Linked DNA regions of Homo sapiens: region 1 is linked to region 2. Evidence: chromatin contacts called from ENCODE Hi-C or POLR2A ChIA-PET data. All regions are on one chromosome and are shown on one strand. Each heading gives the region's core, a stretch centred on a gene start or an enhancer-like site at or near the end of the contact. The rest is flanking DNA. Distances are from core to core; before and after follow the strand shown. Region 1 has its middle 7.8 kb from the start of SLCO2B1. Region 2 holds the start of NEU3 (neuraminidase 3).

Region 1 (4,638 bases), core at 1,129-3,628, 150 kb before region 2:
AGATATGAGCCATTATTAATACAGCAGTGATGGTGATGGTGATGACTCTTATAATTCTGGAAGCAGAGGATGAGGAGGAAGTAAATCATGACACGTACGTGCCAGGTCAGCCTGATCTCACTGACAACCCAGGAGAATAAATCACTAGGAAGGCCCCCTGAGGTAGGAGGAAGCTCAGGAGAAAAATGGGGACTCTGCAGGTGGGCGGGGGGACCACGGTTCACAGCTGTTGTTCTACAGGTGCTGCAGGGCTCCAGCTTGGGCACTGGCTGGCCTTCAGCCCCCAGCCCTGGCTCTGCCACTGACATGCTGGTCAGGTCTCATTCCCTGCCTGGTCCTCAGTTTCCTTATTATAAAATGGTGGAGGGTGGGGGGTGCAGGTGCAGTGGCTCATGACTACAATCCCAGTGCTTTGGGAGACCGAGGCAGGAAGATTACTTGAGGCCAGGAGTTCGATGCAAGCCTGGGAAACATAGTGAGACCCTGTCTCTACCAAAAATTTAAAAATTAGCCAGGTGTGGTGGCACATGCCTGTGGTCCCAGCTACTGGGGAGGCTGAAGTGGGGAGGATCCCTTGAGCCCAGGAGTTGGAGGCTGCAGTGAGCTATGATCGCACCACTGTACTCCAGCCTGGGCAGCAGAGCGAGACCCTGTCTCTAAAAAAAAAAAAAAAAAAAAAATTTTAATGGTGGTTGGGGATGGGGGTGGTGGGGGTTGGGGGAAGAGTCTCATTCTGCTCTGCCCCTGTCTTTTGGAGTCTCATTCTGCTCATGGCCCACATGAGCTAATGGCTGTGCCACTGTTTTCCTAAAGTGTCAAGTGTGGGATTACAGTTATTAATGTGTCTCCTTGGAGAGAGGACACGGGAGAGGGGTGGTGCAGCAAAGGCTGGGAGGGATGCCGAGGGTGGGAGTTGGGGATGGGGTGAGTGGGGGTGGCAAATGCGCGATGGGAGCAAGCCCCTGCCAGGCCGTGGATAATTTGGAAGAAGGGCCCTGCTCCCTAAAGACTTTGCAACACTGCCCCCTGGGGGCTGGAGAGGAAGCCTGTGCCCTGACTTTTCCTCTGAGGCTTCAGTCAGGGAGGGGACCTTGAAGGACCACTGTCCAGAGGCTGAACTGGGTGGGCCAGAAGAAACCCAGCTAGGGCAGTCATTGCCTGCCCGCGTTCCCCACCTGTCCATTCCACTTCACGAGCCTCTCAAATCTGCAGCCCTGTCCTGGCCTAGCCCACCACTGCTCTTGTCTGGGCCATGCCCCGGCCTCTTTCCTACCTCCAGTTTCACACCAGCCCATCTTCTTGCAAGCCAGAGGGAACTTTCTGACCCTTAAATCCTACCATGCCCCTTTCTGTGTAAAACCCTGACCCAGCTCTCAGTAACCCCAGGAGAGACCATCCTTCTCAGCCTGACACTGAGTGGCCCCTGTCTCTCTGTCCAATCACATCTTCTGCAGGTCACTATCCTCACTCGCAGATGAGACATTACAGGAGTGTTTAGAGCAAGGAAGGCGCTGGGGTAGGACTTCTCGGGTGTGACTGCTGGCTTCCCCCCTTAGTAGCTGTGTTATTTAATTCTTAGTTTGCGGTTTTTTTTTTTTTTTTTGAGACAGAGTCTTGCTCTGTCACCCAGGCTGGAGTGCAGTGGCATGATCTCGGCTCACTGCAACCTCTGCCTCCTGGGTTCAAGCAATTCTCCTGCTTCAGTCTCCTGAGTAGCTGGGACTACAGCTGTGCACCACCACACCTGGCTAATTTTTGTATTTTTAGTAGAGACAAGGTTTCACCATGTTGGCCAGGCTGGTCTGGAACTCATGACCTCAGGTGATCTGCCCATCATGGCCTCCCAAAGTGCTGGGATTACAGGCGTGAGTGCCCAGCCTGCAGTACTTTTTTAAACTGTAAAGTATATATAACATAAAATGTTAACGTAAAATTCAGTGGCATGAAGTACATCTACACTGTTGTACAACCATCCTCACCATCCATCTCCAGACCTCCCTCATCTTTCCAAACGGAGACTCAGATTCATGTGTTCTTCATTCCACCTCTGTTTTCTCATCTGACGGATGGAACTAATCACTGAATGTGTTTTGCATGTGCTTACAGGTGGGTAATAGGTACTCAGGCAATGTTACGATTGTTTTCTTCTCTTGAGGAAGCTGCTCTGGAAAGTCAGTGCAGCAGCACCACATGGAGTGATCTCTAGAAACCCACAGCCTACCGCTGCCCGGCTTCATTTCTGTGGCTCGGGCAGATTTTCTGAGAGCTGCTGGGGAAGCATGCCGCCCATCTCATCTGGGAAGATGAGTCACTTCCTCTGCTGCTGGGTTATGAGCCTAGGGATGGGGAAGGCAGGAAGCAGAACACAAGCAGCTGCTTCTCAGCTGGGCGGGGCCTCCGCAGTGGCTCACATAAGAACCACGTGGCAAGGTGGATTCTCTCTGGTGTCTGGACCAGGGTAGGACACCCTAACTTGCCTGTGTGCCAGCTCTCTCAGGAGGGGCTGGAGCAGGCTAACTTGCTTCCATCAGTGTTGCTTATTCAGAGCACAACAGTTTGCGTTTTGCTTGATTCTCTCCTTTTCACATCATGCTCCCAACACATCATCCGCCCCCCACATTCTGTGCACACACTTCCAAGATTCACTCACTCCAACTGTTCCTGGCATGCGCGTCTAAAATCATCTCACCTTCCAAGTGGCACTGTCCTCATTTAAATGCATGTCTTTTTTTTGTCCCCTAGGTGGAACTAGGGGAGAGACCAGGCCTCAGGCCTCCCTGATGGATCCTGGTTTCTGGCCTGCTCTCTGGCCAGGGGAGCAAGTGGATCTCTCCAGCAAACAAGCTGAATGGTGGTGTCAGAATCAGAGCTGGGTCCAGACAGGACGCTTAGAGGGCCACAGAATCTCCTCCTAAGAGTCCTTCAGCTGGGGACTCTAGTCTTTTCAGTTAAAGACATCAACCATCCTCCAGAAAGAGCCAGCGGTGGCAAGCAGTTAGCTTAAGCAAACCAGTCAAGTCTTTGGAGTAGCTTAGGCTGGAACTCGGCCAACATTAGTTGTGTGGCATGGGGCAGATACTTCATTTTTCTAAGCCTCAGTTTCTTCTTCAAAATGGATGCAATGATCATGACTAACACTCATTATTTGCCAAGCACTGTTCTAAGCACTTGTATCAGCTCAGTTAATGCTCCAAACAACCTATTATAATCCCCAATTTACAGATGAGGAAACTGAGGTACAGAGAGACCTGCCAAGGTCACACAGTTGGTAAGAGGCAGATCAGGATCTTAACCTAGACAATCTGGCCCCAGAGTCCAAGCCCCTAACCATGGCACTTAACCGTCTCAGAGGGCAAATTTGAGGACTCAGTCATTATCCACTGGTCCCTAAGCCATGAGGTTGAATACAGAATGATCCAAGTACTAAGCTGCTGCCTTTGACTGACCCTGGGCATTTTACTTTCCTTGTCAAATCTCAGGTTTCCCTCCTACAACAGGAGGGGCTTGAACCCCAGCTCCGGCTCAGCAGAGAGCTCACCATTTGCCTGGAAACCTGCCCCTCCCTGGTCCCTGTTCTGAGCCCCTCCCATCTCCTCAGAGTCAGCCCCCATCCCTGCAGCCTGTGTGGCAACTCTGCCTTCATATTTCTGTCTGTCTTATTCCCTCTTCTCCCTAAATTCAAAGACCACTCCTTGTTCCTGTAGAACCCTTGCACAGCCTCCTTAATCATCTGTGACTCCCGTCTCCCTAGTTCTAATCCATCCTCCACATTCTACTGGAGCCATCTTTCCAAACACTAATCTTTTTTTTAGACAGGATCTTACTCTGTCATTCAGGCTGGAGTGCAGTGGTGCCATCCTAGCTCACTGTAGCCTCAAACAAGCAATCCTCCCACCTCAAGCTTTCCAAGTAGCCGGGACCACAGGCATGCACCACCATGCACAGCTAATTTTTTTTATTTTTATTTTTGTAGAGACAGAGTCTTGCTATGTTGCCCAGGCTGGTCTCAGACTCCTGGGCTAAAGTGATCCTCCCACCATGGCCTCCCAAAGTGCTGGGATTACAGGTGTGAGACACCTTGCCCAGCTCCCAACCCTAATCTTATTGTGCCCAGCCATTCTCCTCAGAGCAAAGCCTATTTCTTAGCCTAACATTTGCTGCTCATCACCACACACCTATAACCTACCTTTTGCACTTTCATCCCTGGCGCCTGCATATGCACAGTTCCCTCAGCTCAAATGCCCTTCCTGCCTTTTACCACTGGATAAGCACAGATCCATCCTTCACCTGATAAGGACGACCTCCAATCCCTCCCAGCACCACCCAAGTGTTCCCTGCTTCCTCCTGAAAGAATACACACGTGCTCACAGTCATACCCTAGTTCTCCACGTGTCCTTGGCTGACCAGCATCGAGCAGGCTGGCCATTCACTCGAGGAGCTTCCCATCAGCCAGTTCCTCTGCCTGCAGCCTTCCTCCTGTTCACTCATCTGAGCTGCTCCAATGCTCCAATGCAAATGGAGTTTTTCTTCCCCTTCTCAGACACTGGACTAAGAATGGGGGCAACCCAGGGTCACCTGTCACAGGACTGGCATAATCCAAAAGAGAAACTGAGTGCAAGAGTCTCAGGCTTTGCAGGG
Region 2 (4,751 bases), core at 1,101-3,600:
ATCAAAAGATAAGCAAGGGGAGACCATCTTCTCACTCAATACTAGAGCATACTTCTCTCCCCTCAATTCAGGCTCTCCTCCCCGGGAGGGTCAGGCTTTGTTCTAAGCAAACAATCTGTCTCTGAGCCAGGCTGGTGTAATGGTTAAGAACATAGGATTTGGACCAGGCCAGGACTATGTGACCTTGGGCATGTTATTCAACTTCTCTATGCTTCAGGATCCTCCCCTATACAATTCAGCAGAGTAGGTGATAGAAATAAAATGCTTAACTACAGTGGCTATTACAAGGCCTATGACATAGTATGAGTGCAATATATGACAGTTATTATTTTTAAACTACCAATTACTGTATATTCTAGTTTTATTCCTTGAATCCTGTGGATAACAATGACAATAATAACAATTACAACTCCCTTTCTTAAAAACATTTAAATCCCCCTTTATTGCTGAAAGAGAACATACTTTAAACTCTTAACACCTTAATTACAAGTTAAACCAACACTACTATCATCAGTCAACATGTGACTATTAGTTAAATCTAAACAGGAATTCTCCAGGTGATAAGAAGAATGGAGCACAGGATAGGCATGGAGCGGGTTAGGGCTCAGAACAGGAAAGGAAGAGGCTGGGTGCGGTGGCTCATGCCTATATTCCCACCACTCTGGGAGGCTGAGGTGGGCAGATCACTTGAGGTCAGGAGTTCGAGACCACCCTGGCCAACATGGTGACACCCCATCTCTACTAAAAATACAAAAAAAATTGGCCAGGCATGGTGGCATCCACCTGTAATCCCAGCTATTCGGGAGGCTGAGGCAGGAGAATCACTTGAAACCAGGAGACGGAGGTTGCAGTGAGCCGAGACTGCACCACTGCACTCCAGCTTGGGTGACACAGCAAGACTCCATCTCAAAAAAAAAAGGAAATGGAGAGGAAATAGGGAAATAATCACCAAAGGAGAAGCACAACTTGTCACATGGGCTGGATTCAAGTCTCAGCTCCATTTCTTGCTGCATGACGTTTTGATGGTTACTCAACCTCTAGGTCTTGGATTCCTTGCTTGTAAACTATGGATAATAATACCTACCTAAGCAGATCAATATGAAGAACCACTCAAAAGTGTTTTATAAATTTTAAACTGCTGTTTTAATAGGTGTCTTTAATTATAAATTTTGATGTCCTCACAATTTCATTTATGCTTTATTATCACTATAACAATTAGAGCCATTAATTTTTGTAATTATGCTGATCGTGTTGATGACAGAAGTAATATAGATGGTGATTCTGGCATTGCCACCCAAAACGTTTCACACAAATCAGGTGCTGGAAACGGGATAGAAAATAATCAGATATGGGCCTGCTCTGGGGTTCATTTAAGCAGAGAATTCAAATGATTACTTGCTGCTCGATATAATCACTTTCCCATCAAGTCCTTCCCGCTTTCTTACTGGGAGAGAGTATAGCCTAGCATGGACTCTGAAGTCTGACTTATCTTTGACACTTACTAGCAAGTCACTTTACTTCTGAGCTTCAGTTTCCTCACTTATAAAATGGAGATAATACCGCCTACTTCTCAGACTATAATAATGTAATTCCACAGCCTCCAACTAACCCAATGAGCCTCCAGTGAATCCCAGGAGGCCTTCCTATCTCATTTATTCACTCCTAACAAGTAATATTTAAGGAGCACCTACCACGTGCCAGACCTTTGAAGATCTGTAGTCTAAACCCTCTCATGGTATAGATGGGAAAACTCGGGCCCGGGATGGGGACAAAGCTTACTGAACGCCACTCCACAGTAAAATCTGGACCAAGACCCAGGTCTCCTAAGTTGAAACTGAAGCTCAGGGCTCTTTCTGCCGCCCAGAGACCTTTGGTAAGCAGGGCTTTTCCAGTCTCAGTTCCCTTTCATCTCTGGAGTGATAATTCTGAGGTTTAAGTTCGGCTTCTGTGAGAACGAATAAAAATAGGACTAGCCAAGAATTCTCTGGCCAGGTCAGATCCTAGCCGACTAGGTGGCTCTGTCTCAATAATCCAAGGCTGGATTTCCCAAACGCAGATGGTCTTGCTCAACCTGTCCCCACAGTTGAGTCCTCCTCGGGGAGCTCTCCTGTCTCCCAACCCCGCTCACCTGCACTGGACCCCGGCTCCTCCGTCTCTGTCGGGGCAGAGCTGGACGCCGGGGATTCTTCCATGGGGCGCGGGGGCAGGTCCGCAGGTCTCATTCGCCGAAGCCCGGAAGAGGCACCGGCCCCAAGGCTGGGGAGACTGAGACAGAGGAGGATAGAGAGGGAGAAACAACTGAGACGGAGGACACGGAGACAAGCCCCGAGAAGCGAAGAGCGTGTCGACTGCCGGAAACAGGTAACGGCAACGAAAAGAGGCGGGCGCAGGCTGTAGTCAGTGGCGGTTGGGGCCAACCGTTGGCCTACTCCGCGAGCCCTCCCCGTCCCGCCCCCTCGGCGCTGCCCCTCCCTCCAGCCCGCAGCTCGGTCCCCACCACGGCGTGGGACCGGCACCACCTCCACCCTCGCCAACTCAGCTCAAGCCCTGGGCCCACCTCAGTTCCCAACGGCCGCCTCCTCTCTTCAGTGCCACAGCCCCGAGCTCTTATATTGGTCTGTAGCTCGGTATCACCGCCTAAAGCTTCCCTGGACAGCCTGAGAGTTGAGCAAAGGTTCCCGGCCTCAGAGGGTACCCTACAAAAAGGACCAGAGGTCCAGAGCATTGGCTACTCTCCTTGCAAAATATGAAAATGAAAATATATTCATATATATAATTTATGTGTGTGTATATACACACATTTACATACATAGATTTGTCACATAGCACTGAGTCCATTCTTCTGTTTCACAGTACCGGAATTTAAGCCCCCCTCTCCCCAGCCAAAGAGGAAAGGACTGATCTAAGGTCATTTTTTATCTGGGACTAAGTACAACGTAAAGGTAATAGGCTGGGCCTGGTGGCTTATGCCTACAATCTCAGCGCTTTGGAAGGCCTACGTGGGAGGATGCCTTGAGCCCAGGAGTTGGAGGCTGTGGTGAGCTGTGATTGCACCACTGCACTCCAGCCTGGGTGACAGAGCGAGACCCTGTCTCTAAAATATAACAATTTTAAAAAGAAGAAATTTTACAAACGCCAATAAAAGGAAAGACAGACTGCTAACTTAGAGGACATAAAAATGTAAAGCTTCTGTAAATTTGAATTCGTGATATTTTTCTCATTAAAAAAAATCCTGTGCTGAGGCAGGGAACATACAAGATGAGCCTGGAACATCGTGGTGCCACAAGGAAAGAACTCACAAAATGATGAGGGTTCTTTGAAAGAACATAGGTGCCAACCTCAATACAACCTGCTGTATTTTTCTAAAAAAAAAAAAAAAAAAAAGAAAAAAAAAAAGGCCTAGAACCAGAGACCAACTCATCGTAATAAGCCCAAATAATGGGTCTTTTTTATTTTTATTTTTATTTTTTGAGATGGAGTGTGTCTCTGCCGCCCAGGCTGGAGTGCAGTGGCGTCATCTTGGCTCACTGCAAGCTCCGCCTCCCGGGTTCACGCCATTCTCCTGCCTCAGCCTCCCGAGTAGCTGGGACTACAGGCGCCCACCACCACGCCCGGCTAATTTTTTGTATTTTTTATAGAGACGGGGTTTCACCATGTTAGCCAGGATGATCTCGATCTCCTGACCTCGTGATCCGCCCGCCTCGGCCTACCAAAGTGCTGGGATTACAGGCGTGAGCCACCGCGCCTGGCAATAATGGGTCTTAAAATACTATTTTGTCCCCAAAGGAACCAGGGTTCCATGAAAAAAATGGCTGATTTTAGGTGCAGGGAAGAAAATTTATAAGATTAGCCTAGAACATCTTAACAGAAAGCAAGAAAGCCATAAAAGACTATTTCAGGTCATGTCAAAAGAAGGTAAGAATCAATTTGAAGGTGATTCCACTGGCCAAATATGGAAAAATTAGAACATCAAAAAGAACAAGGACTGCAAAGAAAGTTCATATCGACATATGGAGAAAAATGTCACTTTGGTCACCTCAGAGTTTGCTAAGGAAAGCAGCTTTTTATTCTGCCTTTCCTGTACAAACCCTATTTCTGGGTAACTAAATAGTTGATGGGGAAAAGTTCTCCTTCATAAAATAATTAACTGACCAATGCCAAATGAATGATAGAATTTCATCATTTTGTCCTTTAATGACAAAATGAATTTAATGAATCTAGACAGCAATTATCAATAGCTACTAAAAGCTACACCCTTATTGCTCACCTTTTCTTCCCTTCCTACTTTCCCACCTCATTATGGCACTCCCTGCATCTCTCACATATACTATTGCCCTCAGGTCCTGGTCTCAGAACTTGCCTCTGGGAGAACTCAAATAAAGACCCTATACCAGGAGATAAGAACAACAAAACAGTAATGAGTTAAGGATCTAACTTAAGAATGTAGAAAAGGAAGAACAGAATAAATCCCAAAAAGGTAGAAAAGGAAATGATGAAAATAAGAACAGAATAAATGAAACAAGAAGCAAAGTACAATAGAGGGGACTGACAAAAGCAAATATTAGTCTTGACATATCTAATAAACCGGACAAACCCTCTGGCAAGACTCATTTTTAAAAGTTATAAATGATATTAATGAAAAGGAGACTATATGCAGGGATACAACAGAGATGAGAAATAAATATTAAACAAACTTTATTCCTTAAGTTTGAAAATCTAGATAAAGTTAATACAGTTTTAGAAAAAGTTAC

The links. A loop is a pair of places that touch in the nucleus more often than their neighbours do. ChIA-PET counts read pairs that join two places held with the same protein, here RNA polymerase II (POLR2A). Pooled maps may share reads with other maps.
Region 1: a map of naive thymus-derived CD4-positive, alpha-beta T cell shows a loop between it and region 2 (13-fold over the local background). The contact joins the enhancer-like site here to the promoter of NEU3 in region 2. A Hi-C loop is called at or near these places in 1 of 168 maps with a recorded cell type or tissue (naive thymus-derived CD4-positive, alpha-beta T cell) and 9 of 50 pooled maps. POLR2A ChIA-PET finds 5 or more read pairs at or near these places in 6 of 52 experiments (HCT116, OCI-LY7, Panc1 and 3 more).

What each region holds. Positions count from the first base shown.
Region 1 is chr11:75,141,016-75,145,653 of GRCh38, reverse strand. No RefSeq gene overlaps it. Among named protein-coding and RNA genes, the nearest start is that of SLCO2B1, 7.8 kb to the left of the region's middle. RefSeq lists an enhancer at 1,863-3,062. Within about 2 kb of position 2,378, at least 15 of the 41 ENCODE cell types and tissues checked have a DNase peak (open chromatin) inside an H3K27ac peak, as active enhancers do; they include HCT116 and OCI-LY7, where a contact is called at or near this core.
Region 2 is chr11:74,986,532-74,991,282 of GRCh38, reverse strand. NEU3 (neuraminidase 3) reads right to left here and starts at 2,350. Exons shown (of 3, transcript NM_006656.6): 1 at 2,129-2,350. The coding sequence starts at 2,222. RefSeq lists enhancers at 2,081-2,270, 2,551-2,600.